2 separate regions of the Homo sapiens genome follow, and region 1 is linked to region 2. Evidence: chromatin contacts called from ENCODE Hi-C or POLR2A ChIA-PET data. All regions are on one chromosome and are shown on one strand. The core of a region is the stretch at or near the end of the contact, and the rest is flanking DNA. Distances in the headings are between cores, read along the strand shown. Region 1 overlaps LOC105371682 (a long non-coding RNA gene). Region 2 holds the start of NR5A2 (nuclear receptor subfamily 5 group A member 2).

The links. A loop is a pair of places that touch in the nucleus more often than their neighbours do. ChIA-PET counts read pairs that join two places held with the same protein, here RNA polymerase II (POLR2A). Pooled maps may share reads with other maps.
Region 1: a map of Caco-2 shows a loop between it and region 2 (6-fold over the local background). The contact joins the enhancer-like site here to the promoter of NR5A2 in region 2. A Hi-C loop is called at or near these places in 2 of 168 maps with a recorded cell type or tissue (Caco-2 and OCI-LY7) and 4 of 50 pooled maps. POLR2A ChIA-PET finds 5 or more read pairs at or near these places in 8 of 52 experiments (A549, H1, MCF 10A and 4 more).

The regions. Positions count from the first base shown.
Region 1 is chr1:199,951,536-199,956,197 of GRCh38, forward strand. The region is part of intron 2 of LOC105371682 (a long non-coding RNA gene); the gene reads right to left. Among named protein-coding and RNA genes, the nearest start is that of NR5A2, 74 kb to the right of the region's middle. Within about 2 kb of position 3,381, at least 2 of the 41 ENCODE cell types and tissues checked have a DNase peak (open chromatin) inside an H3K27ac peak, as active enhancers do.
Region 2 is chr1:200,024,518-200,029,261 of GRCh38, forward strand. NR5A2 (nuclear receptor subfamily 5 group A member 2) reads left to right here and starts at 3,193. Exons shown (of 8, transcript NM_205860.3): 1 at 3,193-3,394. The coding sequence starts at 3,331.

The DNA of each region.
Region 1 (4,662 bases), core at 2,131-4,630, 73 kb before region 2:
TGACACTACCAAAAAATACAGAAATTAGAGAGGCATGGTGGTGAGCACCTGTAGCACCATCTACTTGGGAGGCTGAGGTGGGAGGATGGCTTGAGCCTGAGAGGTGGAGGCTGCAGTGAGCCGAGATCACACCACTGGACTCCAGCCTGGGTAACAAAGACAAACCCTGACTCAAAAAAAAAAAAAAGAAGAAAGGTACTTGAAGGACTTTGATTTGCTGGCTGATATGATCAGATCTGAATTTTGTAAAACCTTTCTGACTGACTCAAGCATCTGCAGTGAGTTTCTGTCTCAGTGCAGGCAAGAGCACTAGGAATTTGGTCTAGTGTGGTGCTAGTGAAGATATTGACAAGTGAATAGATTCAAGAGGAGACACTTTTTTATTTTTATTTTTTGTACAGATGGGGGTCTCACTGGGTTGCTTAGGCTGGTCTCAAACTCCTGGTCTCAAGCGATCTACCCCCTCACGGCCTCCCAAAGTGTTAGGATTACAGGCATGAGCCACCACGCCCCATGGAGAGATAATTTAATGATAAACACACTGGAGCTTGTTAGGATTAGGGAGTGAATGACCAGGCATGGTGGCTCATGCCTATAATCTCAGCACTTTGGGAGGACAAGGTGGGTGGATCACCTGAAGTCAGGAGTTCATCACCCGCCTGGCCAACATGGTGAAACCCCATCTCTACTAAAAACACAAAATTAGCCGGGCATAGTGGTGGCCACCTATAATCCCAGCTACTTGAGAGGCTGAGGCAGGGGAATCACTTGAACCGGGGAGGTGGAGGTTGCAGTGAGCACGAGATCATGCCACTGCACTCTAGCCTGGGTGACAGAGCGAGACTTTGTCTAAAAAAAAAAAGATTAGGGAGTGAAGGAGGGAAGGTAATTATCTACTGTGCCAGAATGTGAGAGTGGCTTATGAGTTTTATCTTAAACTCAGGAGGCTGAGATGGGAGGATCACTTGAGCCCAGGCAGTGGAGGCTGCAGTGAGCCATGACTGTGCCACTGTACTACAGCCTGGGCAACAGAGTGAGATTCTGTCTCAAATATATATATATATACACACACATATATATATATTTATACTTATATATAAATATATATATGCCTCTACTATATATATCATATATATATCGTATATGTATATATATATCAAATATATATATCAAATACATATATATCAAATATATATATATATATATACACACACACACTACTCTGTTTAAAATATGTGAGAGATTTGTTTAATACCTAAATGAATGATGTTAGGCTTCATCATCAGGGTTTGTTAAGAAATAAAAATTGAAAGTAAATTTAAATATCAAAATGATACAATGTTTGTAAAGTGCTTAGTTCAGTACCTGACACAAATATTCATTTCCTTTCTTTTCTGCTTTATTCAAGTAATACTAAAGGCTAAGGCTATTGGAAGATTATGTGGGTTGGGCAAGGCAGCTCACACTTGTAATCCCAGCACTTTGGGAGTCCAAGGTGGGAGGATCACTTGAGGCCAGGAGTTTGAGACCAGCCTGGGCAACATAAGTGATACCCTGCCTCTAAAAAAAAAAGAAAAAGAAAAGAAATGAAAGGTTATGTGCAATTGATGTTGGGTGTTCTGCTTTATCAGTATTTGTTTTAATCAAATAAATCAAATACATTCTACGTTCAGTTACTTCCAATCTATGTCACCTCTTCCATGTTCTTTTAGTACTTATACACGTCTATTATAATAGTATGATTCAATTAATATACAGATAATAGGCAACCAAATATTTTACAAAATACTATTCAGTAGTTTTGGTTATAGTATCTTGTAGAAAGATATTCAGGATACAATTAAACATATACACACATTATAGGTGAGAAAATAGATGCATGAAGAATGTAACTTGTTTAAGGTCAAGAATATAACCAAAAGGAGTAGCAAATAATGTCTTTTCTTTCTAAAAGTTTGCCATAGCTGAAACACAACAGGAATCAGCATGCTACTTGACATTATAAATGCATTCCATCAGGTGCCCAGGCATATGAAAATTAGGTGTTCCTGCTTTATTCATAAGTTAGACATCAACTAACATTACTCTGCAGCAAATTCCTCTACACAAGGAAATCTATCTAAATCCTTCCAAAATGTCCTAATAAGAAAATAAAATAAGTAGAATTAAAGCTGTACTAGGCTAGGGCACATTTATATTACTGACAACTATAGATTATTCAGTAATACCTCTCAGTGCACCAGTAAGCAGAGAGCATGGAGAGCTAATAAAAGTAATGAAGTCTTCGTAGTACGTGAACTCACTGCTATTAAATCTCTTCTGAGAAATAGGATGAGCCTGCCAAGTTTGTTGGGAGGAAGGCTGAATGTGTAGGCTGTTGAAGTGAAAATAAGTAGAGCCATACGGCAATGGTGGCTGAGAGAGATAATGGCATTAATGCCCAGAAACTGAGTGCTTTACCTAGCCTTCAACTTTATTAGGAAGCAACGATGACATAAAACTGGATAGGGTTTATCACGTTTGTACTTGTCAGCTAAATCTACAGATAAAAATTATAGTTTTATAATAATCCAAAGCTTGAGTGTACCATGTGGCTATCAATATTGAGGAGCCAATAGAGGTATAGCTACATAACATAAACGTTATATTTTTCATGTGATGGCTGACCATCATTTGCCATGACTGTTTAAGGAGAGGAAAGCCCATTGAAGCATCCTAGTTACTCAGAATCCCTGAAAGGCCATGATGATGTTGAGGTCTATAGAAAGTGCTACTCAAGCCGGGCGCGGTGGCTCACGCCTGTAATCCCAGCACTTTGGGAGGCCAAGGTGAGTGGATCACAAGGTCAGGAGTTTGAGACCAGCCTGGCCAATACAGTGAAACCCCGCCTCTACCAAAAATATAAAAAATATCTGCGCATGGTGACGTGCGCCTGTAGTCCCAGCTACTCAGAAAGCTGAGGCAGAAGAATCGCTTGAACCCGGGAGGCAGAGGTTGCAGTGAGCCGAGATCACGCCACTGCACTCCACCCTGGACGACAAAGCGAGACACCATCTCAAAAAGAAAAAAAAAAAAAGTGCAACTCAAGTTGTGGGTCAGTCAAGGATTAAGCAGACAACGCAGCATGCCGGTACAGTATCCTGAGGTAGTAACAGTGTGGCACATCTACCACCTCTAGCACTAAAGGGTCAAGGGAAGGGAAATGTTACTGGAATCCAGAGAGAGAAAAGACTGTGCAGAAAAGATCACGCTACAGGAACTGTAACCTTCAGAAGAGAGACAAAGTCTGCTGCAGCTACTCTACAGGGAGGGAGATGGAGGAGTAAGGCCCCAACCCCTCTTCCCTCTGCTCTCCAGCAGGGGCCGCCCATTGACTGAACCCAACCAAAAGCCAGGGGACAGGGGAGTCCTGGGAAGTGGTCTCGGGGGCACTGAGCAGGCTGGATGGAGTAGGAAGGATAAAGATCTGAAGGGGTAAATGGAAGATAGCCCTACTGTCTCCCTAGTTTTGCCTAAGTAATTATTTTATTAATAATTCCCTATATTATTTGCTTGGTTTTCTCTCCAGGAGGAACAGTTCCAACATAAGAGTGGGTGAAGCACATTAAACCCCAATAATCAACTTCCTTAAGCATTTCCAAGTAACATAATCTCCTACTTCCCTACAAAAAAAAAAATCAAAAATTCTCACTTAAATCCCAGGAGATGTTTATTTTCATCCTACAAAGAATGTCTGTTGTTGAGTGATGACGTTTCTTTAAAGAGAATAATTAAAGCTCTCTGTTTTTTTTTTTCCTTTTACAAATCAGGTGAGCAATGTACTCACTCTGAACAATGACAGTGTTTTGGCTGCTTGTGAACCCTGGAAATATTGATCAGTTAAAAATATTCGGACTTGCATCTCTTGAATTTGCTTACTGCAGCCCTTCTTCCTGGTGGGCCGGGAAAGCACCAGCAATTTTGTTATCATGATAAATTACCCTCCCTGGTAGGTCACTCTTTTTTACCTAAAGTCACAATTTGCTCCTTCCGTTAGGTCATAACCTGATTTTTTTCAGGGTGACAGATTTATTGCTTGCTTTGTGCTCCAAAAAAAAAATCACCAACATTGCTCAAAATATAGTCCTGTCACAGTAACTTTGTATATTTCCCAATGGGAATGAGACTCAGCATGTATATTCCAGTTTGAACATGGTAGAGTGGGCATTCCCACGTTTCTCTGGATTGAAGCTGGGAGGACAGTACTTAGGTTTAAGTCACACTGCCAGTGTAAGGAATTGATAAGCAAGTATTAATATTTGTTGACAGAGTCTTAGGGGATCTTTTCTTCTTTTTAGGAAACTCAAAAAGCCAACCAAACAGCTATTCTGATCTCCAAAGCAAGCCTTTCTCATGGCTGGGATATTTTCCTTGGCCATTACGGAAGTGTAAATCCCCCGTAAATGTCCCTAAACTTGAGAATGAAGCTGTGATGCCTTCGTGGTTCAGTAAGATCATGTAGCAGAGCTCTCACAGTGTAATGTGGACTAAAGTTATGAACAACAAACAATTCCAGGCCTGGTCCATAAAAAGAAACCTACACTCGGCCCTCCATGCTTCCTTCATCAACCTGCCTGCTGAGGGTGCTGCAAGTCTCCAACCCGCACCCAGTCCCACTCCTGC
Region 2 (4,744 bases), core at 1,943-4,442:
CAACATGGTGAAACCCCATCTTTACTAAAAATACAAAAATTAGCTGGGCGTGGTGGTGGGTGCCCGTAATCCCAGCTACTTGGGAGGCTGACATAGAAGAATCACTTGAACCCGGGAGGTGGAGGTTGCAGTGAACCGAGATCATGCCACTGCACTCCAGCCTGGGTGACAGAGTGAGACCTTGTCAAGAAAGAAAGAAGAAAGAAAAGAGAAAGAAGGAAAGAAGGAAAGGAAGGAAGGAAGGAAGGAAGGAAGGAAGGAGAGGGGGAAGGGAGGGGAGGGGCGAGGGGAGGAGGGGAGGGGAGAGGAGAGGAGAGGAAAGGAGAGGGAGAAAAAGAGAGAGAGAGAGAGAAAGAGAGAGAGAGAGAAGATGGGGAAGGTCCCTTCTGGGTTTCCATCTAAAATCAAAGAAGAAATCATTGGTTTCAATAATAATATTTTAAAATCCACCCTATGATTTTTTTTTCTTTAAAAGAAAAATATCAATCTAAGAAAATAATACCTAACATGGTGTTAATGAAAAGTAGGTTGGATTGGTTATGTGTACATAAGAACTTAAAGCTCAAAGGAAAAACAGCACGTATACCAGCATGTTGACCTGGCTCCGCTGACAGCCAGGATTACCAGTTATTTCACTTGGTGTGTACCAGTGCTACTTGGAAACTACCCACCTTCCATGAGCAGGTCTACTCAATAAAATCTTACTTTCATGAGGCTGTGAGGATATCCAAATGGGGACATTTCTTATACTCAGAAGACCACAAGTCACGAATGTGGCCACTTCTGATTCTGACTTCAGGGGTCACCCAGACCCCAAGCCACCCCAACCCGATAAAGGCAAGTTCACCTTGGGCAAAGTTCAGAGCCAGCAGCACAGCTGAAAGGCAGTGGACAGCACTTTCAGATGCTGTATTCCAACATTTCAACTGACATGAAGTGAGGCAAGAGGGGAAATAACTAACAGTAATCTGATTAAAAAACAAAAGAGAAAAAAAAAAGGGCCTGGTGTGGTGGCTCATGCCTGTAATCCCAGCACTTTGGGAGGCCGAGGCGGGTGAATCACCTGAGGTCAGGAGTTCGAGACCAGCCTGGCCAACATGGCAAAACCCCATCTCTACTAAAAATACAAAAATTAGCCGGGCATGGTGGCACGTACCTGTAATCCCAGCTACTAGGGGGGCTGAGGCAGGAGGATTGCTTGAACCTGGGAGGCGGAGGTTGCAGTGAGCCAAGATTGTACCACTGCAGTCCAGCCTGGGCAATGGAGCAAGACTCTGTCATTAAAAAAAAAAAAAAAAAAAGGACTGGCCTGGGTTTACAGGTAGCTCACACCTGTAATCTGAGCACTTGGGGAGGCTGAGGCAGGAGGACTGCTTGAACCCAGGAGACCAACCTGGGCAATACAGCAACACACTGTCTCTACAAAACATTTAAAAAATTAGCTGGGTGTGGTGGTACACATCTGTAGTCCTAGTTACTCAGGAGGCTGAGGCAGGAGGATTGCTTAAGTCCATGAGTCTGAGGTTGCAGTGAGCTATGACTGTGCCACTCCATTCCAGCCTGGGTGACAGAGTGAGATCCCATCTCTAAATAAATTAATAGACCATAAATTCTGTAATGTGAATCTTTAGACAAAGACTGCTAAATCTATCATCTGATATATGAAGTTTTATTACAACAAATGTTTATATATTGAGTTAAAAATTATCTGTACCCATACACACAACCTGCATTTACTTAATTTAAAAGGAGTGTCAATATTAAAATTGAGGATTTTGGCCAGGTGCGGTGGCTCACGCCTATAATTCCAGCACTTTGGGAGGCCGGGTAGATCATTTGAGGTCACAAGTTTGAGACCAGCCTGGCCAACACGGTGAAACCCCGTCTTGACTAAAAATGCAAAAATTAGCCGGGCATGGTGGTGTGCCCCTGTAATCCCAGCTACTGGGGAGGCTGAGGCGGGAGAATTGCTTGAACCCGGGAGACAGAAGCTGCAGTGAGCCGAGATCGTGCCACTGCACTCCAGCCTGGGCAACAGAGCGAGAACCCATCTCAAAAAAAAAAAATTGTTATTTTGTTGTTATTGTTGTTTTTGAAGACAGAGTCTCACTCTGTTGCCCAGGCTGGAGTGCGGTGGCATGATCTTGGATTGTGTTCTTCCAGGGTTGCAGAGAGAAGTGCAACAGCGTCTCATTGCAACCTCTGCCTCCCAGGTTCAAGCAATTCTCCCGCCTCAGCCTCCCAAGTAGCTGGGATTACAGGAGTGCACCATCACACCCAGCTAATTTTTGCATTTTTAGTAGAGATGGAGGTTTCACCATGTTGGCCAGGCTGGTCTCGAACTCCTGACCTCAGGTGATCCGCCTGCCTTGGCTTCCCAAAGTGCTGGGATTACAGGTGTGAGCCACCATGCCCAGCCTAAGAATAATAACTTTATAACTATGAAAAATGTGTTACATATTCACCATTTTGCCAGCATTAATCTCAAAGCATAAGTTTTACCTTTTGGGGATAAAGAGATAGATTGTGTTTTAGCCATATGACCAATGTAGAAACAAGCTAAGGTTAACTCCTCATCTAATGAATAGGCCCGATAAAAAAGTTGGTTGACCACAACATGAATAAATAAATAACCATAAGCTTGGAAATGCTACCTGTAGTATTTCAGAGTGTCGATCACATTTGTAGTCATCACTTAAAGAATTAATGTCTGCCAATGTTATCATCTAAAATGTATTTACAGAGGTCAGAAGAGCTATGTCTGTCCTCCTCTATGCAAAGAGGTGATGACATCAAGGGGTATGTCACAAGCCAAAGTTTAGTTAGCCTAAGTTAGTTAGCTGGTTTGCAGTTTTTATCCACTAAGTCTGATCTTCTGACCCCTCAGTTTTACAACTTTCCACTCTCTGTGCTGCATAGCACCTCTCCACTTCTGAGTTAATCATTTCTTTGCCATTATCTGGCAAGAATTCTTATCTCTTTTGCTGTCACTTTATAACAGGGTCCTCTTATCAACCTGCATAGAGTCATGTGATGAGTCAAAGCCTATCAAAAGTTTCCATTCTTCTGATTAGAAACCATCATGAAACTGGATACATGGTTTACAGCAGGTCACTAATGTTGGAAAAAGTACAGAGTCCAGGGAAAGACTTGCTTGTAACTTTATGAATTCTGGATTTTTTTTTTTCCTTTGCTTTTTCTTAACTTTCACTAAGGGTTACTGTAGTCTGATGTGTCCTTCCCAAGGCCACGAAATTTGACAAGCTGCACTTTTCTTTTGCTCAATGATTTCTGCTTTAAGCCAAAGAACTGCCTATAATTTCACTAAGAATGTCTTCTAATTCAGATACTGGGGATTTACAAGAGTCTTTAAAGCACGGACTTACACCTATTGGTAAGTAGGAGTTTCTCTATTGATCATCTATTTATTCTGCTACTACATACATATAATTTAATCTTGTTGATGGATTTTGCATTTTAAGTCATGGCTTTTCCTATTATGTTTATTAAAAGCACACAATAAGCCTATGTATATATATCACACATTTATCTTTCTTGCAGTTCAAAAAAAGCAAATGGATATTTCAACATATGAATATTATTCATTATATCTAGTGTTTACTGGTGTCATTCTAATACCCTAATCAGCCAGAAAATATAATTTATACTTTATCAATTTCAACTTTAATATTTTCTGATAATTTTTAATCAGAAATAATAAGCTAAAATTTGAACAATTTGAAACAAGTTAATCATATTGAGTGATCATTGATCAAACTTTAACAGATAGCTGTCAAGTATTTGTTACTTTTCAACCCACACAAAAGTATGGTGTCTTATTCTCTGCTTATACCGTAAAAAATTTTCATTTTATTTTCCTGGGGAATGAAAGTCATGCCCCCACCTCCAAAAAAAAAAAAAAAAAACCAAAAAAACTAGACCATCATTAGTAAAGGATTTGAAGAGCTACTGTTTCTCGCAACAATTAGTATATTTTGTTTTTACAAACAGAAATAAGTAAATAAAGCTACTATTCATTTAAAAAATAGAGTTACAAACTTATGAATTTTATAGCAAGACTACATTCAATTAATTCTAAAAGTAAAGGACTGAAGGGAAGTGATTCCCAGTGATCTGTAATTATTTGTCTGTTGGAAGTCAGGCCCTTCTGCCTTTCCCCAGTTTTTGAAGGACCTGTGCCTTTTCTGGCAGCATTTGCCTAGGCTTTCAGACTGGAATTTCCCTCCGAATTTGCAGGGGCCTGTCATGAGCTCTCTGAGTCTCAGCTCCATTATAACAAGAAAGAAAATCAAGGCTTGAGTTTTTCCTCTTTTTTCCTTCCTAGTCAGCTGACTCCACAGAATGCAGTGGAGTCACAGATTGCTTTTTTTATGGGCCAACTACACCCTAAAGTATATCACTTGAGGAAATGTTTACCAAAAATGTTCTATACTTACGAAAAAGAAAACATGGGGAAGGTAAGCAGGGTGTAACACACAATCAATTGTTCTGCAGATAACACAGAAAATACAGGCACAAGAAAGATGAGAGAGCAGCACACAACCATTTCGCATCTTTTTCGTCGGGCAGAACCGCCGCGGTGCGCAGGCAAGGAGTCCTTCCCGGCAGCTCCGCGCAGCTCCGGTTCCGCGTCCGGGGCCGCAGCTAGAGCGCGCTCGGGCCGGAGACGCGGACTGCGCGCGCACGGGGGACGCGCGCTCGGGGGCTCGCGCCCGCGCGGGCG